2 separate regions of the Mus musculus genome follow, and region 2 is linked to region 1. The links are chromatin loops, found by intact Hi-C in ENCODE. Cell type or tissue: left cerebral cortex. All regions are shown on one strand. Each heading gives the region's core, and the rest is flanking DNA. Links, peaks and the distances in the headings are about the cores only. Region 1 overlaps Gm34335 (a long non-coding RNA gene). Region 2 overlaps Pdzrn3 (PDZ domain containing RING finger 3).

The links. Hi-C counts contacts between places; a loop is a spot of excess contacts. Peaks named below come from ENCODE experiments on the same cell type or tissue, not always from the same donor. Only the 100,000 strongest peaks of a DNase experiment are listed, where the experiment ranks them.
Region 2: it touches region 1 in a loop (2.7-fold over the local background); 3 of 42 quality-filtered maps call a loop at or near these places.

The regions. Positions count from the first base shown.
Region 1 is chr6:101,527,458-101,542,840 of GRCm38, forward strand. It overlaps Gm34335 (a long non-coding RNA gene), which reads left to right. Exons shown (of 2, transcript XR_869335.2): 2 at 9,733-12,233. Among named protein-coding and RNA genes, the nearest start is that of Gm34335, 16 kb to the left of the region's middle. In left cerebral cortex, for the core only: a CTCF peak has its summit at 7,131 (motif pointing left); DNase peaks (open chromatin) are centred at 4,246, 4,644, 5,126, 7,118 and 1 more place; H3K4me3 peaks cover 285 bases; H3K27ac peaks cover 1,356 bases.
Region 2 is chr6:101,347,856-101,363,238 of GRCm38, forward strand. Pdzrn3 (PDZ domain containing RING finger 3) reads right to left here. Exons shown (of 10, transcript NM_018884.2): 2 at 14,284-14,370; 3 at 6,539-6,646. Among named protein-coding and RNA genes, the nearest start is that of Pdzrn3, 22 kb to the right of the region's middle. In left cerebral cortex, for the core only: a CTCF peak has its summit at 6,196; DNase peaks (open chromatin) are centred at 2,934, 3,540, 4,446, 4,988 and 5 more places; H3K27ac peaks cover 2,841 bases.

The DNA.
Region 1 (15,383 bases), core at 2,383-10,382:
CAGGCCCAAATGGCAACTGTCTTCAATCAATGAATTTGCATCTCTCTCTCTCTCTCTTAATATAAATATAGATAAATATATATGCAAGACAAATATATGAATGACATAAATATACATCTTGCATTTATAATATAAGTCAAAATAGAGTTAAGAGTAAGTAAAATACTTTTTATTCCCACTCAGATTCTTGAATTTACATTCCCAAGCCTTACCTCTATAGATATTTAAGTCTGAAATCCCTTCTAAGAGCCTGAGGATTCTCTGTAAATGTGTCAGTCTCAGAGAGCACACCAATAAAATGCACATTTCCCTGTACTCTCACACAACACTGCTCATATCAGATGTGTGATGTCAACAGGGTGACATATTAATCCGTATAATTGTGGCACCATATGCTTAGGTTAGAAGCAGGACTCCCCAAGATAGCACCCCCCCCCATACCAATTATTCATTCCATGTTGTCACCTTTGCTTCTGATCCACTGACTATAAACCCAAGGTCTCCATGACATCATAATCAGGTTGTGTCATTTGTCTGAAAGGTTACAACATTCAAGAAAACACTGGTTAATCCTTCTTATTTTATAATTGAGGGAACAGCCCAAGGACAAGTGATTTGCAGAGTTGCATATGACAGGATAGGGGGTCTCAACATTCTCTTTGGGTACACAACCTTCCAGGCACTTGCCTGGGTTCAAGAACCTAGAGACTCATCACATCTCGTTGTTTCCAGAGATTAGTAGCTTGAGCTGCGGTTCTTCTGTCCATAAGTGAGTGGAGGTGACTAGTCCCATCCTAAAGTCACCTAAAGGCCTATCTTAAGTAACTTTGATAGTGTACACTCAGATTCTGTGAGAGGTTTGTTAGGAATAACAGAAGTCATTCCTACTCTTCAGGCAATTCCAAAGGCTTTAGGGACTGTGTGTCAAGACACACAGAGGCCAAATGTATTTCTTACTATATTACAATATTATCTCTGATTGTTTTTTAAGAAAGAAGAGCACTATGTTAATTCTTTCTCATTCTGACAACTCAACTTCCAGGTGCCAAGGAAGTGATTGTATAGACTTGTCAAAGTTCATGGGAAAGGAAGCAGATCCCACTCCTGGCCAGACTTCTTTCTTTTCCCCAGTGTCTTAGTCCATCTTATGTTACTACAACAGAGTACCTGAGACTGATTAATTTATAAGGAACAGAACTTTCCTTCTCACAGTTCTGACACCTGGGGAGTTCAAGGTCAAGGGGTCTGTTTCTGGCAAACACCGTTTTTTAAGGCACAACTCCATGATGGAAAGGCAAAGAGAAGGCAGGAGAAAAAGGAGGAAGAAATCATTTTTTATAAGAAACCCACATGCGGAATTACTCTCAGATCAAATGACATTATTCCCACCGAACACCACACCCTTCACGCTAGGTTTCAAAGATTCTTACAATGAGAATTAAGTTTCCAATATTGACTTTGGGGGAGCACACATTAAAACCATAACACCCAGCTTGACTTAGTGTTGTGGACCCATGAAAACCAGCACAGGGAGGGAGCAATGCATGGAGCCTAGTTGGGTTTGCAGGAATGTTCTAAAGATCACCCCTTGCAGTAGTTCTGTCTGGTTTTAATTTGCCCTCAACTTATATACCAGGTAGTACATACTTACATGGATAGATGCCGGCCTGGGGAACTCTAAGATCAAGGGAAATAAACCAAGAGCAGGATAAAGGAGGGAAGAAAAAACCCCCAGTAAAATAGAAATTGAGTCATTTTGGGAAATTGAGTGAGGGAAAGGCATGGCCTTTCATGCAAGGCAGGCCCAGCATGAATGCCATTGGTCTAGGTTTTACCCCCTTGGTTTAGGGAGCCCCACGGGCCTTGGGGAAAGCCACTTTGATCCCACTGAGAGGAAGTGCTTCATTCCTTGATAAATAACACAAGCATGGCCTGGAATGATCCCCCCGAGGTGATACAGGTTGAGACTTAGTTTGAGGTTGTGATTAATGACTCTAAATTAACAAGAAGTTATAGGCCAGATTTTGTCAGCACTGAAGTTAATATCAATGATAGATTTACTTTGCTTCCAATGTTCCTAGGTAGTTAGAAATTAAATTTAGGGCTGGATAATGTTAACAAGTGGTGTTAGTAAAAGTGGATATCCACATGCAAAAAAAGCCAACACTAGTTGACCCTATTTTATCACACACAAACACACACACACCACAATATGGATTAACACATATAAGTAAGATTTGAAACTATGAAACTCCCACAAGAAAAGTGAGAAGACTTCCCATACAAGCCTTGGCAATGATTTCTTCATATTACTGAAACAGCACAGGCAATGAAAGCAAAAATAGGCAATTGGGATACATCAAACTAAAAAACATCAGCATAGCAAAGGATACAACTAAGAGTGAAAAGGAAGCCAACCCATAGAGTATCTCATACTGTGAGTCAAGGGAGCTAAGAGCATTAATCATTAGTAACTTGGCTGGATTTAGAATCATATAGGAGACACACCTCTAGGTGTGTCTATAAGGCTGTTTCCAGAGAGGTTTACCCCAAACGGAAAGGCCCACCCTCAAGGTAGATGGCACCATGTCCAGGTGCGAGGGCCCAGACTGAACCTAAGAGGAAGAAGGGAACGCCAATTGAAAATTACAGTTTCACTTGCCTTGCTGACATGAGCAAGCAGTTGCCAGTGCTCGCACTGTTACAGAGCACTCCACTGCCATGCCCTCACCACCATTATGGTGTGCATCCTCTCAGACATGAGCCAATATAACCATCCTTTTCTTAGTTCATTTCTCATCACACACTCAGTCACAAACAACTTGAAAAATAAGGAATACTATCCAAAACAGCCCAAGAACTTGTTTGATTTAATTGTGAAAGAAAAAGACAGACCTGGCCTGGTTGGTGGTGACACACACCTTTAATCCCAGCACTGGTAAAGCAGGGGCAGGAGAATCTCTGAATTCAAGGCCAGCCTGGTCTGCAGAGCTAGTTCCAGGACAGCCAGGGCTACACAGGGAAACCCTGTCTCAAAAACCAAACTAAAAAACCAAACCAAAACAATATAACAGAGCCAAACAAAGAATCAGACAGAAACTCAAACTAATTTAAAATACGCAAAGGATTTGAGCAGACCTTTCTCCAACAAGGTTACAGAAAATGCTACCAGTTCTGTGAAGAGACACTCACAACTCTCCAGGGTGATACTGTTTTAAATCTGTTAGGATGGTTTTAAAACAAACAACAGGCAAAACAAAAGATAATAAGGATTGGTAAGGATGTGGAGAAATGTGTGGTAGAGTGTAATATTAATCTCCTACCATGGAAAAGCATATAGAACAATGTTATGGTTATTTAATCTAACAACACTTCTCCTGAGGATTTTCCCAAATAATACAAAATAAGATATCAAAAGTCAAATCATTATTCTTATTGATCATCAATGTATCCTTCACAAAAGCCATGGTAATGAAGAAATCAACTGAATGCCCACCCAAAGGAGAATTGATAAATAAGATGTGTAATATGACATAATAGAATATTATTCTGTTCTTAACGAGAAGAAACATTTCCCACATGGACTAATATCAATGAAGTGTTGGATACTATGCTACATTTAAAAAGTTGGTTAGCACCCATTTGTGTGAGACATCTGGAATAGTCAAACACAAAGAAACAGAGAGCAGAATTGGTGGTTGTGGATGCTGAGGGAGAGGAGTTTTTATTCAATGGGTATAATATTCAGTTACAAATGATGACTGAGTTCTAGAGACCAAGCCAATTATTAATAGTGTATAGTATATTTAAATATTCCATAAAGAGCTGAGCTCAGGTGTCTTCACCAATTTTCTTTTCTTAATGAAGATGGGATAGACAATAGGAACTTGAAAATGATTTCATCTGTGAGACTAGTCATTTTTCCCAGCTCTGCAATATACTAGTCAGTTTGTGTTAGACCTGCAGTAACAAACACCACGGCCCTCATTAACCAGACCTTTCCTTTGTATGTCAAGTCTTTCGCTAGGTACACAAAGGCTACAGCTCATGCAATCTCAAATTGATCCTCATAGACACTGGGAAATATTATGGGATTTCCCAGTTTTACTAATGAGGAAATGGAGCTTAAAATTTGTCAGGCAACATGACCAAGGTGCCAAGCTAAGTCACAGCAGCACGTGGCAGGATGCCCAGCTACACCCTCCTTTTCTTTTAGCCATTATTAAAGAAAATTTGCCCTGTGCCCTAGAGGCCAACTCCCTTCCCCCAAGTTTCTAATCAAGATGACAAAGAAAGATGGAGTCCCAAGCAGGTGAGCATTTGGCCTGACTGGGGCTCTCCTCTATCAAATTGTATGAGGTGTTGTCACATGAATAATAATTGGCCATCTGGGAGGAAAAGGAGGCTCTGAACCCTAGGTTGTTGGAGCCTGCTATGTGCTCCTTTGGTCTCTCTTGGTAACTCTTTACCAGGAAGTAACTTGCATCTTTGGTGCATTTTTTATTTCAGAACGATTACTGCTAAAATGATCTGAGTTAGGAATGTGAGAGGATTCTGGCCCCTTGAGCATTTGTATGGAAATAAAAAGCAAAGCTGATTCTCTCTACTCCAGTTTAAATAAAACCACAAGATGAGCTCAGCCTGCACCCTCCCCCACTATCCCTACCTCCGCTCTTATGAAAGACCAGCAATTCTTGGAACACGGGATTACAACAGCGCTTCTTGCCTGACGTTCTCATCCTTACCAAAAAAAAAATCTTTATAGTCCTCACTATGTGCTGTGTTTGGCCTCTAACTCTTTTTAAAGGTCTTGAGACCCCAAACATATTCCCTCTAAGCCTGTTCTATTGAAACCTTTGGAAGTGTGTACACTTCTCAGAAATGTAATTGGGATAATTGGGATGCTCTGCCCACCAGGGTTTTGTTTTGCAAGAGTCAATTGATGTCATGTAAGTCGTTCACTTTTCTCCCTTTTCTTCCCAAGTCTTTTTAATCTTAGAACCAGGAAGTCCCATTTTGCCAGCAGACGATGAACTGTAACCACAGAAAGTTGGAGGCGGGTTCAAAGCCGGCTTGAATATGCTTTAACTTTGGCAGAAAGCATTTGCTGCCCCCTCATTTGGGAGGAACGCCTCAGTAGGGAGTGGGATAGATAAGGGTGTGACAGGGCCAGCTATGTTATTGGTGACACGGCCAGTGGGCTGTCTCCTGTTAGTCCTGTGTGGTATGTGTCAGGGAAAGCAGTCTTGTTCTGGGAGGTTCTGAGCAAGACCGAAGAAAACTAGGTTTCATTTTCCACTCAGACACTGTTGTGGAAAGAGTGAGTCGCTCTGCTCCTTGTTTCTGTGCCCAGAATAAAGGGGCCACTATTAATTCCTTCATTCTGTTTGAATAAGAAGAGCTAACACATTCAGTGCTCAAAACAGTGACATAGTGATGCTGCCTCACAGTCCCCTGTTCTTTTCCTGACAAACTCTCTTGCCACTCAGTTTTTATCTTTCCATAATACAGAGAAGCTCACAGGCATTGACCGTCTTGTGGCCTTTCGTCTTTCTCAATCATGTCGATGATGCATCTTTCCACAGACTTTACCTTTGCTTCAGGATACTGGGGAACTTCAAAACTTCCTTAATTGAAGATATATATATATATATATATATATATATATATATATACATACATATATATACATACACACACATATATATATATATATATACACACACATATATTCATCTATCTATATGTATATTATTTTCTTCAATGCTGTTGCAAAGAGTTTGTCACTCTTCTTATGTTACCTATGTTTTGTTTTGTTTTCATGTGTGTGGAATGTGCTTATAGGGTATATATATGCATTTTGGCATGTATGTAGGAGCATGTCTGTGGGTGAGCCCTAGGTTTGACACTGAGTATTGTCTTTAATCAGTCCTCCCTTTATTAATCAAGACAGGGTCTCTTAACGAGCCTTTATCTATCAATTCCGGTTAGTTTGGCTAGCCACCTTGTCCCAGGGATCTTCTGTCTTTGGCTTCCAAGTCTGGGATTAAAGACAGTTGCTGTACTGCTCGCCTTTTACATAGGTTCTGGGGATCTGAACTCAGATCCTCACACTTGTATAAGCAAGCACTTTATCCAATGAGACATCTCCCTAGCCTACCCGCTCGCTCCCCTGCATATATCAGTCTAACAGTACATTCTAAACTAATCACTGACTCCCATGAATTGGATGGTCCTTCTGATCAACCTTGTTCAATAGAACTCAGTCATGGTAGAAGTTCCTACATCTGTGTTTCTAATACGGCTACCACTAGAGACATTTGGTTGTGATTGAACACTTGAAGTGTGGCCATTGTACCCAAGGAATGGATTTTTTTAAATTTTACTTTAATGCTAATTGTCAACTCCCAAAGCTTAGAAGGCTTGTGATTCCTATACTGAGGAGCACAGCCTGAGACTGGACCCTCCTTGAGGCATTACCACCTATGATTAGCAGTGCCTAGCATGTATTTGCTGCCCCCTCATTTGAGACTCAGTTAATATTGACTTCATTCACTGCTGGATTTATGTCTGATAATAATGCTACCAGAAAGACAGTAGTAACTTCAGCCATTTCATCTTTATATAAAAAACAGGTAGAAAGCAAAATGAAATCATCTGACAGTGTAACATGGTTATGTGGTGTTGTGTTTAGGGACCAGGATGTGGGATGTTTCAGATAAATCCTCGGTCCTGTTATTTTACTGCAGGACTTCAGTATATGTGAGTGAATTCTTATGTAAGTAGTTGCGCATGCAAGTTACTGGGGGGAGGGGCAGCATTTTATAGTCAGCTAATTGTCTCCATACAATTAGACATGCAAAGGCTTGCTCATATAAAAGCCAACAGAAAGGAAATAGGAGGGCGTGGGGGAGTTGGCACACCGCTTACAGATCATTAGTATTGTGCACATATTTAAAGGCTATATTGGCTAAATGGATCTCTTTTAAAAGAGAAAGAGTGTATCATAAAAGAAAGATTACAATAGCCAACAAATTGGGCAGCTGCTCTGCTATGTGAGATTGTTAACTTTCAGATGCTGATGGCCTCAAAGTTCAGAATCACACGGCGAAGGAGATGCTGCCACCTCCTGGTATTTATCTGCAGTGAACCAGGATTTCTGATGCTGTGGCTCATTGTTCTAATTCGCATGATTTAAAGTTGCATATTAAGAGTAATTCTAAAATTACTCTACTTTGGAGAGGAGAACATTACCACGCTTCAGAATTTCCATCTTTGTACCAATAAATATAGCCATCTGGGTGTTTTCAAATTCTCATTTAGCTAGATTCATTTAGCTGATTCATGACAAGTGTTCCCTAACAAAGGGCTGTCATTCTGTGTCAATGATGGAACTGTGCATCTTTGTGGACACTGATCAGGCTTTGTACAGTTGCTGACTTATTGAATCAAACCCATTTTTGAATCTTTCTTAACACTATACCTGAAGCCACAGGGCCGGGCCAAAGAGCTATTATAATTTTATAGAGCCCGATAATTTCATTTGAATGAAAAATCTTGGTAGACTAATCAGTGCTGTTTATCAGAATTCAGAAGCTGGGTTGACATCTTGAGTAATCAGAAATAGCCAAAGAGATGAGAGATTTTGAGCTTTCATAAGTAGGGCTCTCTATATAGAAGGTTGTAGATTTATATAGTGCTTTAAGATGAGAATCACATGGGGGTTTTGGGTATCTCCACATGATCAAGCTGCTGGATGAAAAGAAAGAGGTATCAATGTGGAGAAGTGAATGAGGAGAAGAAAGAAGCATTTGTTTTTGACGTGTATATAAATAAATTTCAATGAAAAAATGGGTGGTAGGCAACCCATGCCCAAATCATCAATGTCCATCACATGTTTTAATGCTCCTTGCATTAGTCGCCTTTTTCTTTGCTAAAACAAAATAACCTTTGAAAACAACTAAAGGAAGATTGGGTTGATCCTAGCTCATAATTTGAGGATGCAGTGCATCATGACAGGAAGTGAATTTGGGCAGGAGTGCCAGGTAGCTGGTTACACATTTCTGCGGCCACAAACCAGAATGTTGACTGCTGCAGCTTAATTTGCTTTCTCTTTTTTATTCAGTTCAGGACCCCAGCCCATAGGTCTTCAAGCATCTAGAACGCCGTATCTAGAAACTCCTTCACAAACAAACCCAGAGGTTTATCTCCTAGGTGGTTCTAGATCCTCTCAAGCTGTCAATCAATATCAACCATCACACTCCCCTCCCGGTAGGGTTCAGCTGCCTCTCTGGATCATCAATTGACCTCCCATCATCTACTCAGCCATTTGTTAAAAAGATGTCCCTTGTATGTAACCTCCTAGAGTTGCATTAAATTGATCCATGCTCACTAATTCATGGATTCAACTAATCATTTAAGTAACACTGCTGCACATATACTAACCACCTGATATACTATTAAGGACACCAAAGAGCATGTGATATAGCCCTTGGCATTAAAGAACACATTTTTTTCCCCTCTTGTGTGTTCTGAAACACAGGAGCTATGTCAAACACTTTACATCTCATTAGGTATTCATTTGGTCAACAATATTTACAAAATTTACTGCTGTGTGTCAGACATTGTGCTAAGTGTAAAGAAGAAACAATGTTGAGATAGGATTCCTCACCTCGTAGATGCTGCTGTGCCTTGGGAAAGGAAGGTAAAGAAACAATGGATCAAACCATGGTTTTCTGTACTTCCCCAGGGCATTTTGGATAGTCAGGGCTTGATTTTCTATACTGCAAAACCTCACAGATGTGACTAGGCATGTTGTTTTTCTGATAATGGATGTGGGTGTAGCAGTAACACATTTCTTACCCAAATCTCTCAAAATCAGGATTTTATGTATTTTTTTGTGATGTTTTCTCCAGACTTCCATGGTATGTTGTATCTTTCCATAGTCCTTTAATATTTTCTTTTCATTCAGTCCACATAACTTCCTATTTTATAACTGGGATGACACCTGGCATGACATAAAGAGGACAGAGATGTGGGATGGCTAACACATGACTGTCACCGCAAGTGTTGAGACAGTAGCCTGTGTATCTCTAAGAAGAATAGGTATTATCCAAGTTAAGAAATCAGAGGGAAGGGGACATGGCAAAGGATTATGGGTAGAAAGAACAATGTTTTTAGAAGCCCCAAGGAAAACTCCTGGAATAAGAAGTCTTAGGTCTATTTTTACACATGAACAAGCTGAGGTTAACCTGTACTTGTGCTTGATCTGAACTTGGAACAAAAGGAATAGGATGAATTTCCTGCTTCTGTACTTCTACAAAATACTAAATGTGGGATTCCCATATTTCATGTGTAGCTTACTCACTTACATTCCCTTGCAGGATCAGGGACACAGATGTAGCCTTCAGAGTTGGTGAGCATTTGAAGACTGCTTTTAGTTTCCAGTGGTCACAAACAACCTCATCTATGCTTATTCTAAAGATGAAGAGATTTGTTGGAAGGCCTAGCTTTTCATGATGTCAACTTCAAAAGATTTAGAATCACCATGGAAACAAATCTCTCAGTATGCCTGTGAGGGTGTTTCTAGGTTAGGTTGATAGAGGATGAAGGACCCACCCCATGGTAAGTAGTATCATCTCACTGGCTGATTTCCTGAACTCAAGAAAAAATTGAAAGTGTTTACATCTCTTTGAGCCCTGGCTTTCATCTCTCTCTGTTTTCTCACTGTAGATGCTGAGGTGACCAGGACCTCATGCTGTTGCTCCTGTGCCCCGTTGCTCTCTCTAATGGACTTTACCCTCAAACTGTGAGCAAAAGAAGACTCTTCAAGTAGCTTTTTCAGGTATTGTGTTATAGCAACAAGAGCAATAGGAACAAGAAGAACAACAAGAACAAGAACAAGAACAACAACAACAACAACAAGAACAACAAGAACAACAACAACAACAACAACAACAACAACAACAACAGTAACTAACATAGGCAGACACTGGGGAGAGGAATTGCCAGGCCATACAACAACTGTAAAAGACAATGGTAAACACTTTCAAGAGTCAATATTCCAACTTTGGTTCACACCTGCAGTTTACAAAAAACCACCCCTTCCGCATCCTTTAGAATGCGATTTAGTAAGGTATATCTTTTCAAACTTAGCCAGTCTGATGGGTCGAATGCTATCCCACTGTGATTTTAATTTAAGGTTCCTTCATGACTAGTGATGTTAAGCAACTTTCTGTATATTTATTGGCTGTTTTCCCAGTACTATTTATCAGATGGCCGCTTCTTGGCATCTGGTTTAAGGTTAAGCGCCTTAAGGATGAATACATCTAGTTTCCAAAGACAGTGCACTGTTTTTACAGTTCTCCAAGTTCATGGTTCTCATTAGTTCTTTTAACAGAGACACCCTCTAGATTTGTGGGGCTCTGCTTTTTCTCACTAAGTGGCTCTCTCGGGCCAAACTTTCTATATGTGGATTTGGTTCAATAAATGTACAAAATCAAGGACAGACCAAATAGAAAGCCACTAAAGGCCATTGGCTAGGTCATCAAATGGTCTCTTAGATGGTGGTGGCTGAACACTAGCCTAGGAAAATATGTGTATCTTCCCATCATTTTCTAAGTAAAAGTCTCAATGGACATGTTACTGTGAATTTATGATGTTCTTTGAGGAGTTTGGGTTAGTTCTGTAATAAAAATCCTGGCTTATGGAGACACGCGTCTGGTTCCCACACATTTAAGGCTAAAGAGAGCACAACTAAGTTTTCTTAAGGTCAGCTTACTGATGTCTCCAAGGATAAAAGCCACCTTCTGATTGAAGTCTTGCTTTCATCATAGTTTTGGCAAAGGATTCCCAAGTTCCATTCCCCCGGGATGATCAGCTAGAGTTTTCTTTTGTCTCTTGTTATGAAGAATTCACTTTGGCAGGGATGAAGGGTATTGCAGGCCTTTCTGTTTTAATTTCAAGATTTTTACAATCAGACCCAAGAAGACAATTGTAACCAATGAAAACCATCCACTAGGAATAGAGACTAAGATACAAATACATGCACAATGGCAGCCATGGACAGAAAATAGAAGCCTTGCTTTCAGCTTTTGCCAAAGATTGTTTAGACTTGAGATTGAAAGCAAGGTTAAATCTGCATCCACTACTTTTGCTAGCCTTGAGCCAGAATGAGCTAAAAAAAAGATGCTAGTCTATCACTATAATAGCACTGTATCTGTAGGCCTCCGAAGATAAGCTAGTAAGTTGTCACAAATGTTTGAACAACTTTCTTTATATTACCTATGATTCCACTTGTAAGGAATAGCTGCTGGTTACGCTTGTCCTAAGGAATGGGAGAATTTTCTGGTGGAATGTTCTGTTCAAGGCTCACAGACTCAGTGGGAATATGGGCAGGCAGATTTAGATCATGGGTCAGAATCTGGTGAGGTGCAGAAAGTTTGGCCTCAAGGGCCATAGATCAACCTTATATTTCATTCCTCAAGGTACTTGTCTTTGAGACAGGATTCTCATTGGCCTGGAACTTACCAACGGACAGAAGGCTATGCTGTCTGTCCAGTAGACACAAGGAGCTGCCTGACTTTGTCTTCCCAGGACTGTGAATGGGTGCTGAGGATCCAAGCTCAGGTCCGCAAACACAATTGGCAAGCACTTTATCGACTGAGCTATTTCACCAATGTCTTTCCTTGATTCTTCTAGCTGCAGAGCTGAAGATGTGCTGACTCCTGACCTTGCTTCAACATTGTTTGTCATCTCTTTCGTGGATTCAATGATTTGCTCAAGATTCTTCCAGTAATGGAACATTCTTTTACTTTCAACCTGAATACTCTAATCATGACCCTAAAGATGGGAGATGGAATCCAATTTATTTTGTGCTACAAGAATGAGGGACAAAATACCTTAAGGCTTTCCATCACACTAGGAGACATATGCAGTTCCAGAAGAGACCTTTCTATTGGCTGATTTTCTGTCTCCATCACAATCACCCATTTACTGCTTGTAGTCACACAGACAGACCCTGGAGAATAGAATACACTGGGCATTGTGTGCATACCCTGAAAAGATAGATGTTGAATTATGTGGATATTTCACAGTCTTAAGGATTCTTAGGAAGAGCTTAATGGGCTACATCAAAGCATACATAAGTTTCTTCTTTACCTTTATTCGAAGCCATACTGACATTATTGGTTATATACTCAAAGTTGCTACATTAAATCATCTTAGCTTGTTAATTGTTTTAATTCATCTAATACTTTGGAGAAAATAAGGTGGAATTTACTGGATTATTTTATGGATTCAAATTTGAATCTGTGTCTCAAGGAATCGCCTGCTAGGGTCTGGGTCTCCAGCATGGTGAAGTTGAGGTGGTAGAAATTTTAAAAGGTGGGGGCTGGTGAGAGGAGATTGAGGATGCCATGTTCCTTAAGGGACAATGTCAGTCTCAAGTTGAGGTTAACCTCCTGAAAGTGAGTTGTTATACAATGCAGCTAATCCTGGCACTTGCCTCCTTCTGCACTCAAGATCCCCTTCCATTCATCACCATTCCATAGTATAGCCAGAAAACTATCCCCAGGATGCTGGCACCATGTTCTTGAACCTACAGAACAGTGAGCTAAATAAATCTCTTTCCCTTATAAGGCACCTAGCCTCAGTTATTGTGGGGCAGCCACACAAAGTAAAGGAATACAAGTTCCTGTTACATTGCTGTCCGTGATAACACACTTCCTGCTGACATAATCAATCACGTTTTATCACTACAGTCATAAAAGTCAACTCACTTCCCAGTTGATTATTCAGTGATTACTTTTATCAGTGATCTTTCCATACATTTTAGTATAAGCTTATGTTATCATTAGCTTCTCAAAAGCTGGAATTAGGTCAGGTTGATGCCCACAGTTGCTTATTTAAAATATTTCTGAACTTTTGTGCTTATCTTTATTATTTCTCCCTTCTTCTGGCTTGGGTTTACTCTGTTACTCTTTTACTAGCTTCTGGGGCTGATCAAAGCTCACCTGCTTTCACATTCATGCTTTCTTCTCTTGGATATATTTTAAAGGTTACACATTCCTCTCTGAGAAGAGCATTCATTATACAAATGCTGTTTTCTGGCCAGTTATTTCTTGTTTCATTGTCCTCTTCTTTTACTAATGACTGATATAGCAGGAGGGCTTACAGTTTCCCTGTAGATACATTTGTGAGAGATGATGTCTTCTATTGAGTTGTAATTCTATGTACTTTTGTTAGAGAACATATTTGGATGATTTAAAGTCTTTGATATTTGTAGAGCTTCCTTTTCAACATCTTGGGTGATGCCATTTTCTTTTTAAATGTTGTATACTCTTTTGAAGAGGTCAAAATTGCTGAAGCACTGAGCATGAATTCTAAAGCATTATGTGTAACTTGCTAATTGTGTCACATCATTTATATCATTAGTGATTTTTGGAGCTTGAACGGGTAACTTCTGAGGCAATCATGCTAAATACCCCAATGACTATAGACTGATTGTTTCTCCTTCTCTTTTTCTTTTTACATCCATTCCAGGATTCTGTTTGGTGCATATAAGTTCAGAATAGATATACATTCCCTCATCTTTTTATTTGTATTTTATATGTCTGTGTGTGAGTATGTGCACATGCATGTGGGTGCCCATGGAGGCCAGAACTGGATATCAGAAGCCCTGGAACTAAAGTTATAGGTAGTTCTAAACCACTTCCCACATGGATGCTAGGATTCAAAACCTGATAATCTGAAAGGACATATTTTCTCCAGCCCCAATACTTTCCCTCTTATCATTAACTATCAGACTTCTTGTTTGACATTGCACCTTACCTGGATCCCTTGTTGGCTATAAATTTTGTTTTTAATATCCAAATTTGATACCTGTTCCTTTTAATTGGCAAATACTCTTTATGAGTATTTTATGGTATAAGTACATTGTGAATTTTTTCTATGATCTTTGAATTTCTCCTATGATTCTCTTAATTTTTAAACTGAGTTTTCTTTCCTCCCTTCTTTAGACTTGAGAGTTGCTTATGTTGCTAGCAAAGAGTTCCTTGAGTATGTTCTTGTCCAAATATTAATGGTGGGGAGGAATAGCATGTTGTCAGTGGAACCTGCATTTTCCTGCCCAATTCTTTCAGCCTGCTGCAAAGGACCTGTTCATTCATTCTTTTCTTTTGCTTGTCTAATATTGACTAAGAGTTTGCTATGTCCCAAATACCAGATAATCAATACTGACTATGATGATGTACCTTCTGCCATTATAGGGCTTAAAGAAAGGAGATACAGGGTTCGCATGTATGTTTACATAATTATACCTTTTGTTATACTGAACACACTGAATTCTTAGATGGAGTGAGAGAATAAACAAAGGAGTGAGGTTGACTCCAACCTGGCAGTCAGACTTGCTGAGAAAGGTACATTTCAGTTGAAACATATGCAGAATTGGTGATGGGAGTTTTCTGATAAGAGTCCCTGATACATAATACTTTTTCATTCCTCAGCAATGTAACACTGTATGTTAGCTAGATGTTGAGGAATTTTAATCCAGCAACGTGACTGCTCTGGCAAGAGATCACATCCAGAGAACTTCTAGGTCCATATGATGTGGCTGAAATACAGACATGCCCTTAGTACATATCTTTAATCTCTAATAATGACGGTAAGGTTTGTAGAAGGGAGCAGCCATGTTTGAAAGTGACATCCAATTGAGGGGCAAAATGATGAATCAAACTGATTAGAAATAGGTTATGCCCCAACTCACATGAGAATGGCACAGGAAAGAGAGGCTATGGAGGGGAGAGAGAGAGAGAGAGAGAGAGAGAGAGAGAGAGAGAGAGAGAGAGAAAGAGAGGGAGAGAATGATGTGTGTCAATTTTACTGGGACAGTTTCAGAGACAAGCTGCAGAAAGAACAAATAAGACACAGATGAAGGCAGAAGGAGCCAGAGAATGAGAAGGAGCCAGAAAATTAGAATTTATTGCCAAAGCTAGTTTGAGGCTAGGTGAAACAATTGAGTGAGAAGCCAAGAGAAGCTGGATTGAATCAGTCAGCTTAGAAGATTAGATAGTATGGAGGCTAGAAGCTTCCAGGCCTAGGCCTAGGGATAGTTTGAACAGAGACAGAAATGTTCTGGGCTCATCCCAAGCTATGTATTCACACAGCTTGGTTACAGATCTCATGTTATCCCTTTATCTGAGGAAATAAAAGTGACATTTATAAACACTGGTATCTGTCAACCTTGCTTGCAGCTTGGTGACCATATAATTCTTCTTCAGAAGAAGTAAATAAAAGTGGTGTGCATCCCCTGTGAAGTATCTTTAGAGAAAGGCTGTGATGTCTTCCTTTTCTCTTCCTATTTTCTTAGAATGAAGTCATGAGAG
Region 2 (15,383 bases), core at 2,808-10,807, 180 kb before region 1:
ATTATCTAATACTTAACTTTTAGACCCAATATTCACGTGAGAAATTTGGTGAGAAATTTGGTGAGAATACTCACTTCTAATTTATTTTTAGTTTTGAATATGCCTTAGGATCTAGTTAAATCTTAAGGTATGAGTATGGGAGAAATATAAAACAAATTAGAACTCCCAGAGAAACACAGTGAGCTCCAAGAATCCTCCTGTCTCCACTCCTGAGTACTGTAATTTTATGTGTCCATCGCTATGTGCAGCTTTTTTGGTGGTTTCTAGGGAATGGACGTGGGTCCTCATGTTAGCACAGCACAGTGAATAGGTTACAGAAGTATTCTCCAGCCCCAAGTCTTTACTTACTAACATGACTAACTCCCTGAACTTTTCATGCTCTCTTGTTGAATGTGCTCAGAGGGAATCAGTCACTGTGAGCTGCACAGGGTGGACCCATGGCTTTATTTTTTACATTATTCAAAGCCAGATCGTCTATGTTTGTGTCTGTTTAGCCACAATGCTTGCTATCTGCTCTTGGATAAGGAGCATACAGTTTTCTCACTTCTGAAATGAATAATATAACCAGGTGTTATTTAGCTCACAGAGACAGTTTTTCTCTAAAATCAAACCAAACCCTAAATGGAAACATTTTAAAGATTTTTTTTTCATCAATAAGTTTTGATCACTGGTAAAGTCTAAACAAATGTGAACAACGTAATTCAAAGGAAAAAGTGCACTGCTCACCATTTCCAAAAGTTCTCACCCCAGAAATGGAAATCTATACAGAGGATGAATAAAGCCAAACACATGGACTTGGGCTAAGATTAGACTTACTGACGTCAGCATGGTTTTCAAGACATGCATATGGATGAACGATGAAGAGGAACCGAGTGAATAGCTGGTGTGTGTGTGTGTGTGTGTGTGTGTGTGTGTGTGTGTGTGTGTACAGATACACAGAGACAGTTTTTTAGAGACTCTGTCAACTAAGGATGACTGGAAGCGATGAAAACTCCCATCAGCTGAAACTGGTGCTTTATTCTTATAATTGTGGCTATCTGGAATGCTAAGGCAGTATGACTGTAGGTTCAAGACCAGCCTCAGCAACTCCATTATACCCTATCATGGAATTAAATAAAAAGAGGGCACTGGGAAAAGCTTCGTCAGAGACTGAGGAGTCCACCAGGACCTACCAGATAGTTCCCAAGCCATGGTCACACACAGGCAACCCTGGTTAAACACAGTGGGTCCCAAAACAAAAGGACATAATGTGGGAATTGAATTGGGGTGTGTGTGTGTGTGTGTGTGTGTGTGTGTGTGTCTGTGTTTCTTGTGCTTTTTCTTTGGCTCTTTTTCTATTCCTCTTTTTTGTTTTGTTTTGTTCTATTCAAGTTTGGTTGCTTTTATCTTATTTTATTACTTTTTCCTCTTTCTGTTTGTCTTTTTTCTTTCTTTTTTTCTTCCTTTCTTTCCTTTAGATGTCTGTTTGTCTTCTAATGAGAGATAACGAGAAAGGATGTAGATGTGGGTGGGTGGAGAGAGACTAGGAGGAATTAGGGGAGGGAAACCCTTAATCAGAATATATTTAAAAACACAAAACAAAACAAAATTTAATCTGAAAGAGTAGACTTGAAGCATTCTCACCTCCCCCAAAAGAAGATAATTAGGCAAGAAAATATTTTGGTATGGAAGACAAAATCAAAAAATTATTCTAAGGTGAAGAAACTCAAGAAATATGAAGCCTGAATGAAATCGATGGCAGGTGTGACGGTTAATCTGTCAAGGTGACATTTCCAGAGAAAATGAACTGAGGTGGGAAGGCCCACCGCACACGTGGGTGGTATGGGTGCATTGACTGGGGTCCTGATTGAATTAAAGGGAGAACGTGAGCTGAGCACAGCATCCACCTTTCGGCTTCCTGTCTGTGGATGCGGTGTGACCTGACACTATGCCCTCCTCACTGCGATGACAGCACCCTCATATGCTAAGCCAAGACAGAGCCCCCTTCTGCTTCTCTTGTCCTATAGTTTGTCACAGTAAGAAAACTCACTCATACCACAGGGGATTTTCTTTCACTATAAAAGAATATTACAGTAAGTAGTAACAAAATGTGAATCAATCCTGCAGGTGACAGTGCTGTCACTGTTAACTTCCTGGTTTATATAAACATTTTGATTTTTGTAAGAATTTGTTTTAATTCTCAAAAAAACAAAACAAAACAAAAAGAACACCCCCCCACCCCCCCAAAAAAAACAAAAAAACTCGGGCTGCAAGAGGGTTCAGCAGGAAAAGATGCTTGCTGCCAAGCCTAGCCACCTGAGTTCAATCCCCGAGAAACCCTGCATGGTAGAGAGTGAGAACCACCTCTCCCCTGCAAGTTGTTCTCTGACATCCATCCACACATGTGCATGCAGAACACACTCCTAGACACACAAATGGATATAAAAAATACTAACATACTTATGAGACTGGTGTTCTGTCTACTGAGAGGCACACTGTACCCGCATAAGCAAAGATAAACAAATAGAGCCAGCAAAGGCTGAAGTAAATGGAGACGTTACTATCTACACAAAGAATTCACAGACATTTGTGCCTGTGAGCCTGAAGTTACATTAAAATAAAAGGAAAACAAGTCAAAACAAACAGTCTCCCAGTCTTTAAAGAAAAGAAAAAAGGAAAAGAACACTCCATCATGTTGATTCATATACCATTCTGCCACTTTCATTGGTCTAAGAACATTATCTTCCCTATAAAAATACACACTGGTGACCCTTGTGCTGCAAACTAAGCAGGCTGGCTGCGAGGGAGGACCCTGCTTGGCTTTCTAGGGAACCTGATTAGCAAGGACAGCACAGTCAAACACACAAAGGCAGAGAGGGAAGGAGCAGCTCTGCTCACCTCTGGGGCTCCACAGAGATCCTGACTGCTCTCGGGAGCAAGGTCTCCAAGTCAGAGTGCTTTTGAGACAAGTGTTGTGTTTATGAATTCTGGGAACAGAGGGTGCGACGGCTTTTCCTCTACACCCACAGAATCACATTTGCCGGCTTGAACAAAAAGCTATTTCAACCACACAATTGCTACAGCCGTTTATCACCACCCGATGCAAGCCCTAGCCAAAAGATTGAACTCAGATCTCCAATTCATAGAGCTTCAAGATATAACTCATTACTATCTACCTATGTATCTGCTTATCTATATACATATATAGATATAGATATCTATATATGAGGGAGAGAGATACACACATATGTAAGAGAGGGAGAGGGAGGAGAGGGAGAGGGAGGGAGGAGAGGAGGAAGGGGAGGGAGGGAAGGGGAGAAGGAAGGGGAGGGCTAGGGAGGGAAGAGAGTGTACAGTACAAGTTTCAAAGTGAGCTTGCCAGGTTCTCTACTCCTAGGCTTTCTGATGTGTGTTTTTTTTTTTTTCCTCAATGGACACTCAGCCAAAGGAGGTGTTCAGAGAGCTTGCCAAACACACTACATGATAAGAAACTGGAGCAACAGAGAGGTGGCTCAGTGTTGTGTTGGCTGGACTACAGAAAGATGGCTTGTTCCCTGCCTGGCACACCCTGAGGATTTTTGAGGCTAATATTGCTTTTACATGTTTTTACAACTTTTGTTCTTTCCTGTCATTACGTCAGACTTGGGTAGGCTCTGATTAAGTCTAAACTCCAGATCACAGAGATGCGCTCTGCTTGTGAGTATCCTGCTCCCATCAGTTAGCTCAGGCTTCGGGCACTGCAGAGATTCTTCTCATGTTCTCAATAATAAGAGCAGTATGCCTTTGAGAACCTTGGGGGTTTTAAGGTCTGAAAGTCTTATACTCTCTTTACCAGACCAACCCAAAACAAACAAACAAACAAACAAAACCAAAAACTTCTCAGATGCAGAAAGCAGAAACTACTGGTGAAGTTAGGGTTTCATGAGAGGACTATAAGATATATAGATAAATGTACTTTAGTTTCCTAATAAGAACAAGCTTATATGAAATTCAAGGAAGAATCAAGAGCAGAAGAAGGCCCAGAAGCTTTGGAGGTGGAGGGGGGGGGGTTAGGACCAAATGAGGATCAGAAGCCAACACTGAACATGGAGGGCTTGCTCTGTCTCTGAAGCAGAGGTGGGGGTGGATGGCAATCTACACACACAGACCCAGGCCCACAGAGGACACACAGTGCTAGCAGATAGCAAATGCTCCTGCCACATAAGCTTGGAGGGCACTTAATGCAAGGGGCCCAACAGTCCCAGCTCCTGCTTCCTCACCAGGCCTTGGCAGCACAGTCCCTATCCAGGACTGTCACTCAGGCAGTCTGGGAAGAAAAGGATGCTGAGAGCGCCATTCAGTGAGCAAAGGACTGTAACCCATTCAACACCACCGAAGGTTGCTTCTAGGATGGCAGTCCTCAGAGTAATGGTAAGCAATGCCCTGATAGCCTGCAGCTGGCCCAGCACATTGCATCTACATGAAGGTACACATCTTCTAAAGCTGCTGCTCCCAGATGCTCATGGAGCAACTCATAGGGTATAGTCTCACTCTGCAGAATGGATGAGGTTGCATCTCTCTCTGGATTTAATATCAGCAGCCTCTTGAAAGAACTAATGTTCCCACACTAGGGCTCTGCTAAGCTGGCTCACTGCTTTGAACATGGGGAGATTTGGGGTAGGAAAACAGGAAGCCTAACTCTTCCCATGATGAAACACACACACACACACACACAGAGCCAGATTTGTGCCCCCTGTTAATAAACCCCAACACAGATGAGGTGAACCAGAGAGCCTATATGAAGTCCTGAGAATCACTGCATCGTGACAGAAGAGATTAGAACCTAATGGAGAAGGGCACGCTTTGTCGGTTGTGATTATACATGTAGCGGCTCTATCGGGATCTCCATTTCTGCCTCCACAGTGGGACATGATTAATATTTTACATACTGTCCAAAGGGGGGTGTGGCTTACCAGAAACCGTACTGAACATTTCAAACACAGATCATCGTCTGCCAAGAGAAAATCCTGCCCAGCTGGAGATTTCTCATTTGCAAAACTTAAGAGCGACAAGATTCCGTGACTTGGAGAAACTGGCTGTCCCACCGATGCCTTGGCAACACAGGCTGTACTTATCTTTTTGAACAATACTCCCAGAAAATGTATTTGCTTTCAAAAAACTATGGTAATGCATCTCAGGAAAGGGGCTGTTAGAGAAAATCTATTAATCTGGGCTGGAAAGTCCAAAACATAAGGTTCAACTCCAAGTTCAGATCCCACTTGAAGGTCAAAGGCAGTGTAACAATATTAATAGCATCCTTAAGTCAAAAATCGAGTATCTTTGAACACATAAGTAACCGCATGGCTCTTATCCCCAGCCTTAACTCAGGTACTTTGTTCACGAGGGAAGACTGAGTTCTGTCTTCCTCAGAGGACAAACAGTTACCCTGAGAAAAACCACACTTCATACTATTCAACTGGTTCACACAAAACTGAAACATTGAAAATTCTGTTTTCTATCTTCTTGACACTTTATGCCCCCTAGAAGATGCCCAAGAGTAACATAAACTTCACTTGAGGCTTAACATAAAAATGCCCAGGAGGTACGTATGCTGAACAAAGATGTCTGAGACAGCAGACTGCTCAGGTATTTGTGATGCTTTTCTGGCCTTCTGGGCAATGATTACGGCAATGGCTGTGGCTGTAGATGAGATTCTTCGGGCACCTAGCACGTCACCCTGGAACCTCCTAGCTACTTTTTCTCTAGCAGGGGATGAAACTATTTAGTTCCCAGAAATACTTGTTAAGTGGGAAATCTGACTGGTCAAAAAACCCAGCAACTCAAGGGAGTTAGGTCGTTCAAACTACAAGGAGATGAGAAGCCATCAGCCTCCTTTCCGAATTCTAGGACAGTACCTAATCTGTCACTTGAATGCCAAAGCGCTGTTTGGTGCTATTGAGGGATCCATCAGTGTCAGTCTACAAACCCGCTACACAGTAACTGAAAAAACTGAATCCATGCCTGCTGATGTGAGAGGATCCGACTGTCAACTTTGACCTGCTTGTCTCCAGGCGATCAAATCGTACAATGGACCTCAGGCAAGTAGCCAGGAGGTGAGCATGAAAAAGCACAGTGTCTGTGTAGAAGCTTTGCTGCACTCTGAGCACTAAGGAAAGGAGGACAACCCTTTCCGAGGCTGACACACTCAAACCCAATTTGAGTCCCAATTTGCCCAACAGGGGGCTGATTTCTAACTAGTGCACAAACCCTCAGATGGTTGTTTTGCACAGAGCTAGAAACGAGGCATAGCAAACAGATGCAGGTCTCCTTGGGATAAGCCAAACTGTGAACATGCCACACCCCCCCCCCCCCCCCCAATCCAGTCTCTCCTCGATGAACAGCAACTTCACACCAAGGCAATCAACACCCGATCAGGTTACACACCACCCGCAAAGTATACTGCTGCCTGCCCATCCCCACATGAGGCATCCCCAACCCCAGCCCCCTAAGCATCCCCCTGCCAGCCAGGCAAAGGTGGATGGCAGGCAGCCTATTCAGACACCAGCCAGTGTTCACATACCTCAATAATCCTGTCATGAATTTGCAGGCCTCCTTCCTTGGCAGCAGGCCCGCTGTCAACTATTTTGGATACAAAGATTCCTTCACTGGAGGATCCATCTTGATTGTCCTGTGGGTTAAAAAAACACAGGCGTGAATGCTAGGCATGGAAGCTGGCATGAAAAAAAAAAAAAAAACCCAAAACTTTGCTGCAACCCCAGCTTGTCAAAAGTGGAGTTAAGCGGGGGAGGAGTGGGGTGTTGTTTGTTTCCTTTAATTTCTGTTTTAAACTGAAACTGGCTCATATACATTGTAAAAATATTCCAAACCCAAGCCAAAGTTAGAGCACAGGAGGGGCGTGCTATCTTTGAGCAGCCATCCTCTCTGCTCTGTAAGACTTCTATTTCAGCATGTGCACGCTGTCCAAAATATCTTAACACATCACCTTCCTCAGTACCTAAGCAGGATCACACCGAGCCCACTCTCACAGCCCTGGCTGGAGGTTTTTCTTTTCACTTCTACTTGTTTCCTGTCCCCCTTCCTCCCTACTTTCCATCCCAGCAACTTCTCCTTTCTCTCTGCTCCCTCTTCCCACATCTTTCTATCCTCCTCCTCCTCCCTCCATCCTTCACTCCCTTCCTTTCTTTTCTGTCCTCTCTCCCCCTTTATCCCTTCCCCTCTCTCCCTCCCTCCATGTTTTCTTCCCTGCTATAGGTGCAGCTAAGCCACACCTCCCACTCTGCCCCATTTTCCCTGAGACTGAATGGAACACCAGCTTGGAAGTCTGGGCAGAGTCCGAAGCTCTTGTCATCTGTCAAGGGGGTGTGATAACCTCTGATTTGTCATTTTGAAACATCTTTGCTCACAGACACCTAAGGTGGAATTCTTAGCAATTTACATGACTGGGTCAAATTTGAGCAAGGGACAAACACTGCTGAATGGCTCCTCCAGAGACCAGCCTAAGATTTCACTAGATACTTCTTCTACGTGTTACCCATATAGAGAACTGCTATAGGGGTCACTAGGTAAGAATCTAATTATGAAAAGAGATATTTACAAATAAAGACAAATAGATCAGCTAATTTCTCCAAGTCCCTCCTTTCCCTAATTAGAAAAGGGTCCAGCCGCTCATTCTTGCCCTAGCTTGTGCACAAACTTCTGTCTACACAGCACTAAGACGAGTCTTCTCCAAGTGTTTAGAAAGTTCTAGTGATTAACAGATGGGTTTTTAAATAATTACACGGCGCAGCATGTGCTGTTTCCAAACAATAGCATCTGATAATATACTCGACTTACCCAAAAGGCCAACAACACGAGATGACTTGAGAAGGAAGCAGAGGATACCCCACAGAACTCTACCCAGCACCATGTTAAACTCCATCCCATAATGCAACAAGACCTATTTTAATAATACTCTCCCTATAAGGATATAAAAATACCATGGACAAAAATAACTAGGAAAATAAAACATTTTCTTCTTCAAACAGAAAAGAGAAACGGAGATGGGAAATAGAGGAAAATAGAGAGGAGAAGGGAGGGAGAGAAAGTAAAGAGAGAGGGGGAGGGAGGGAGAGAAAGTAAAGAGAGAGGGGGAGGGAGGGAGAAGAACTGTTCTAAAGAATGGCGGCTAAGGCTGAGACTATACATTCTACAGCCTCCCTCAGCGCTCATGCTCGCTCGCTCTCTCTTTCTCTCTCTCTCTCCCTCTCTCCCTCCCTCCCTCCCTCCCTCCCTCTCCTTGACCCTTACTGTTTCCTTCTGTGTGTCTCTGTATCTGTCTGTCTGTCTATCTGTGTCTGTCTGTGTGTGTCTGTCTCTATCTATCTATCTATCTATCTATCTATCTATCTATCTATCTATTTTTCTGTCATGCTCTATCTATTCCTGGGTCTCTTTTTATATATGCCAGAACAAAGAAACAAAAACCCAGGCTAACATGAGCATTAAGCATTTCTCCACCATCTATCCCCACATCATATGCAGGGCTCTGAGTTCCATCTGATTTCCATCAATATTTTCTTAGAAGTCGGGTCAGCACTGCCGTGGGTGCTGCATGAGGTTAGCTCTCATCACCAGCCATCACTACTTACCATCTCTGCACTCTGCTCACACTAACCCTTCCCCAGCTAAGAAGCTACAAGCATCCTTTCCTCTTAGCAGCCTCATTCATGCCTGCATCGCACTCCAGCTTCCTACAAGAGCATCACAATGCCAGCGCAAAAATGCATCAGGGTTTCTATTTCCTGAGGATTTGAGAGGCAGGAGGCACGTGTGCATTACTCAATCCTCACAATAGCCACAGCAGTAAGGGCCACTGTCATCTACCCCAGGGGAGGAAAGCTTGAATTCAGAAAAGCTAAATGATGTTTAAGGCCCATAGGTAAAGAGCAGCGGGTCTTAGTTTCCTAGAGGATCTTCCCAGACAATCCCTTTTTCAATGAGAAAGCTCACAAGCAGGGTTCAACATCTCAGTCTACATGACATTCCAATTAAGGAAGAGTCTCACTGGACAGCAAAAGACTTATAAGCAAATCGGACTTTCCATAGACGACATGCTGATACATCTCATAAAAGGAAAATGGCATTATCTGTGTTCAGCCATTTTGCATTATATGGCCAGAGAAGAGATGCAGCGTAAGCTTTAGTTTGCTTTGCAAAATACTACACGGTGCCTAAATAATTATTGTAAAGGAATGCAAGGAAGTTCAAGCAAAAATCTAAGAGGAACAACCAACACCCAACACCAGAATTTGGTATAAAACAGTGGTAAAGGGTGTGGCTGGGATGAGGAAAATACAACGAGGAGGCTGTGGTCAGCTAGTAAAGCGTTTGCCTTATAAGCATGAGATCCTGAGTTCAACACCCCAGAACTCCCGAGAATACACGGGCACAATCACACACACACACACACACACACACACACACACAGACAAACAGACAAACACACACACATATACAAACAGACAGACACATACACACACATACACATATACACACATATACAGATACACACATACACACACACACACATATACACACATATACAGACAGACAGACACAAACACATACACATACACACATATACACACATATACAGACACACACACAAATGCACACACATACATACATATACAGACAGACACACACACACACACTCACACTCATGCGAGCAAGCAAGGCATGGCAGCACCAGATCGCAATCCCAGTGCTGTAGAGGTAGAGATAAGTAGATCCCTAGGGCTGGCTGGCCAGCTAGCCTAGTCTACTTGGTGAACTCCAGGCCAGGGAAACCCTGCCTCAAACAAACAATGTGATGTTCTCTTCAGCAATACAAATACTAAAACCAGAACCATACAGATTCAGAGATTAGCAAGGCCTCTCCACAATGATGACAGGCAAGTTCATATTTTTAAAATTACGGGTGAGTATATAATTCGGTACTTTGGTACTAGTGTTTATATATCTAAAACATTAAGTAGAACAGACTGTTTAAAGAAGTGATGCTGGGGGTGTGGGTGGCACACGCCTTTAATCTCAGACCTTGGAAGGCAGAGGCAGGGGGAATCTCAGTGAGTTTGAGGCCAGCCTGATCTATATAGAGTTCCAGGACAGAGAGGGTTACACAGACAGGCCCTGTTTCAAAACAAAACAAGAAACAACAACAAAACAAACAAACCAACTACCCACACAAAGAATAAGAAGAGTGATTTAAGTGACTAGTCAGTTATTAGTGTATAATTTACAGGCAATACAGTCTATCCTTTTGAAGTTAATAAAAACCATGTGGCTGGTGCTTGAGGGACAGTTGGAGGGGCCCTCTGGCTATAATGCATACATAGGTGTGCATATGTGAGCACACACACACACACACACACACACACACACACAGATACACACCTGCACACATATGAATACATGCACACAGAAAGCACCAAAGTGAAAGAAAACCAGTTGAAGTCCATTCCTGACAGCCAGATTTTCCTCTTGGGTATCTGTTTTCTCTCTTAGTTTGTCTGACTCCTCTTCTAATATACTCCAAGTCTGCTCTGTTAATCAAGATGAACTAATGTACCATAGGATTTGTTTTATTGTCTTGAGTCAAAAGAAAAACAAGAAGGGCTGCTTTCATTCCAGGAGGACCCAGATATGAAATATACTTGCTCAAGGCTTAAATGACAGGATACTCCTGACCAGCTAGTGCTTCTTAGGGGACATGAGAATTGATAAGTAAGTGATGGGGTTTGGTTGACGGTATTTTACAGAGACTCGTGAAATGATAGTCCTGATGTCAGAGGCCTTGGGCTAAGCTATTTCACTGTCCAACCAAGCATCTCATAGGAATGCCTTGGGAAAAGACACCACTTATACTCCTTTCAACTTTCAGACCTGATAATGTGTAGGCCTGGCTGCTTAGCTCTGGTTCTACTAAAACTCACTCTGTAGACCAGGCTGGCCTCAAACTCAGAGATCTACCTGCTTCTGCCTCTGAGTGCTGGGATTAAAGACACATCCCTGCCCTTGGAATTCAGTTCAGCTTTTTCCTGCGTACTCAGAGACCTGCCAGCCCCTCCCACTCTGTTGAAGTGCAGAATACATTTTAGATTTTGATATGCTTTTCCTGCTAATTGGAAAACTTGTAATCAACACTGCAGGAAACACATCAATGTGAAACCGAACTTCCTTCTGGTTTCTGCTGTTCAGAATGTATGGTTTATATTTGCATGCATCTGCATGTAAAGAGTGCTCAAGCCTGTGTGTGTGTGTGTGTGTGTGTGTGTGTGCTCAAGCCTGTGTGTGTGTGTGTGTGTGTGTGTGTGTGTGTGTGTGTGTGTATGTGTCATACTCATGCCAGGTCTCTTCATCAGGTAAGTCCTGGGCACCAAAGTCAGGTCATTAGGCTCAGCAGCAAACACCTTTGCCCACTGGACTAACTCACCAGCAACTCCAAACCTCATTTGTTTCTTGAGACCAAGTCTCTTACTGAAGCTGAACATGTCATTTGAGCTAAGCTAGCTAAAGTAGCCCAGACAGATAGGAATCCTCCTGTCTCTGCCCACCCTCCAGCATTAGGGCTACAACCTCTGGCTTTCCATGTGGATGGTACGGACTGAACCCCATTCCTCATGTGTGTTCAACAAGCACTTTACCCACTAAGCCATCTACTCAGTCCCCATATAGACTGTTAGCTCAGGACGAAATCAATAGAGAACTTTTTAAAAGGCTACAAAATCAGGTTGGGCTTGTATTAAATCAACTTTTTAAAACTAAAAGAAGTGGAAACACACACACACACACACACACACACACACACACACGCACACTTTGAAAAGCAGAAACCAACTTCTCAGGGAGGAGGAAAAACCCTTCACCCCTCCTGGGGTGTGGCTGCCAAACAGCCTCCTGGACGCAGCATAATGGGTTTCTCAGCAATCACCACCCATGCAAGTGCCTCTCCACACCAAGGTTTTGCAAACCCTGGGCTTTGATGTGGTTCCACCTAGGGCAGAGACAAGGTCTTCCTAGTTCAAGCTCTGTCTGCTGCAGAAGTTTCTGAAACATCTAGTAAGGGGAGTGGATGGCGGTTTCCAGAGGTTGTTTAAATCTGACAACAGAAGGTGGCAGACGAGGGAGCACCATCACCAATGCAATCCAACCTATTCTCTGTGCTAAGAAGACACTTACATGGTCTCTCATCAGTTTGTTTGTTTGTTTTCTGATTTCTTCTTTTAGGGTGCTATGCAGGCTGGCTGAGGACTCTAGCACTGAGCAATGCCCTTCCCCTCCCCTGTTACAAATATGTCTTTTTATAAGTTGGCACAGATCCAAGCCCCTCTTTGTTGTTAGCTGAGGTCAAATGCTTACAGACTGAGGCCTGCCTGTCTCCTTCCCCCTTCCCAAAGCTGAGGCTTCAAGGGATAGATCAGAATCACGCAGAGGCGCCCAGCCTGGGCTCATCAAATACAAGAGGGAATTCAGAAAAGCCCCAGCCTCACACGTGCTTCTCCAGTTTGGTAAGATTTCCACAAAGATGATGGGAATCTGTGAGCTCATTCCTCTGGTTTACTAAAGTGGGAAGGGCTGCCGCCCCCACCCAGCATTTAAAATGTTGTCCCAGACAGATGACGTTCATCATTTTATCTACTACATATCGTCTCTGACAAAGCTGTCAGTTTTTAAAAACAAAACTTTGTTTTTGAAACTGTGGTTTTGGCTAAAAGCTACAGAAATTCCACCATAAATCTCCCGTCACTCCCCTTGAGTGAAAACACGGTGCAGCGAGTCGCTGCCCACACTATTTCAGAGCCCAGACCCAGCACTGGCTGCATCCCTTTTTGATCACGTCTCTGCACATCCCTCAACTCGAATCACTTGATTATGTCGAGCTGCCCCAAATCCTGCCCCTGCCCTAAAGGACCTCAGGTCTTGTAAGCACTGCCAAATCCACTGTTTTCTATCTCAGTGATCTTCAAATACTTTCAAAAATGTGTGTGTGTGTGTGTGTGTGTGTGTGTGTGTGCAGACAAAACACAGTTTATGAACCCAGGCATAGGGGTGCTTATGTAGAAAAACAACACTCAGGAGGCTGAGGCAAGACGATCACATGTTCTGGGCCAGAGTGGACTCATAGCAAGGGCCTATCTCTAAACCTAAACGTTCCTTTAATTGAGCAGGGTCCTATTTGTTTCCAGAACTCAGTTCAGTGGTCCTTCTCTCAGATGCCTTCTCCTTCAGAGCATCTCTAGTGGCATGGCCCTCTCCTACTCCATCAGTCTCTCCATGAAAATGTGAGCCCCAGGAGGGTGGGTGAGACATCCCCAGCTCTGCAGGGCTGGTACCTTCTCCTACTTCAGGATTCAACCAGCCATCTCCTCTAGGTTTTCCTGACTGCCACCATTTCCACCCCATTTTCCCCAGTCTATGGTTGACACGTAGACTTGTTTTGTGCCTGACAACCCCAATCCCCACCCAGCAATCACTCCCTGACTACAGGGTCCCAGTCTCTTTGGCCTCTACTGTACCTATCAGTTTCTAGCAAATAACAGTGCTCAGTGTGTATTTGTTGAATGAGCAAATCTTGTTTTCTCGAACTATTTTTAGTTGGTAAACAAGGTCTAACAGCACACACGGTCAGTTCTAGACCAGAGGAAGAGACAGCAGGCACTCAGTTGATTCTCCTCAAATGCTGAGAGTCTGAAGAGCATCCCTCGTCATCCCCAGAACTCTTCCTTGAGCCATTTTCCTCAAAGCTAAGCTAGCAGACAGGAATTTGGCCTGTCCTTCTAGAGCAGGGACCATTGAGGGATGAGATGGCCAAAGAGCTGACCTGGGAAGAAACAAGGAAGGGACTGAACCTTGTCTATGAGTAATGCCAAGGTGGCAAAGCATAGTTCAAGCTGTCACTTCCACATGGGGCACCCACAGTCTAGCTCAGTTGGGAGGTAACTGGTCATTCATGTCTAGCTACATCCATATCACACAATTCCATTCAGCCCTCCTGCTACACAATCACCAAGGCAACCGTAAAGGTCAATAGTTTGAAAGATAGGGATGAGGCCAATGTTGTAAAGCAAGAGTAAAAAATGTCAGACACATATTACTGATCAACATGAACAGCCCTGAGTGTGAAAACATCACACACACACACACACACACACACTATCGACAGAGAATGAAGCTAGGGGCCATCCAGGCCTCATCCTTGAACTCTCTTACAACCTCCACAGAGGAAAAAAACAAAAGCACAAAACATTTTAGCAATTAACATACCACACAGGGTCGGCCGCCAATGATATTGAATCCCAGGGAGCCAGAGTCCCGATGCAGGACAAGAGTCAGGCTTTTGGTCTCTTCTCCCTGCAAGACAACAAACTAGTTAAAATGTTGATTTGCACACAAGAAATTGAGGGTAGCATTTTCTTCTTATGCAAGGAGACTCAAGACTATGGAGCTAATTGCTTTATAAATTCTTATCTCTTGAGAAGTTTGGCCAAGGAAACATTTAGAACCCAATCTGAAATTCAGCCCTGCCTTTAGGACCTTGCACACATGCCTGGGATGACCACAGAGGAATGTCTGGAGGCGTTCAGACAGGCCCCCAATCATTCATTATCGATGACTCCTAGGTCTACAGATGCAGTCTTCTTTTGGCCCGCTGGACTCTGGCTGTCTAGACAGCCACTCTCTGTTTCTCTATACTTCTCAAGGACAGCATTCATGTCACATCATGAGAGGGTCAAATGGCAATCCTCTCGGAAGTGTGAGCACATGCAATGACCTGTCAATATCATCTCTATTTGGGAGACACAGTGTGTGTGTGTGTGTGTGTGTGTGTGTGTGTGTGTGTAAGCAACTGACAGATGCAAAATGTGAACTGAAAGCAGAAAACCCTGAACAGTGCTCCCGAGGGAAGGGCTCATTTCCACATAGTCATTACTGACTGATATGTAGGAAATGTAGAACCCCTTAACACAGGACACGCTGGGGAGAGCTAGACGTCATGACAACCTCAAATCCAACAAGCTGTAGTCACCTGGACAGGTCACACAGGCAGCCAAAAGGGACAGAGATGCCAGGCACCTCAGCTAACACTCTTAAGCGATAGGAGAGCAGTAAAAATAGAGCTATCTCATGTACAAACTGTTACTTCTTGTTCTGTGACATATACACATTAAGTTCACTAACACAGCTTTAAATATTTTTCTAGTGAGACAGTTTCCAGCTCTCTGTATTGGACACCGGAAATTCATCCAGATGGACTGGAAGTCCATCTCTTACTGTGCTCTCTTAGAAGGGTGAAAAGTTAAGAAATACATGGTACTTTGAACAAGTGATCGTACATGGCTTACATGCCTGGCTTCCATAACAAT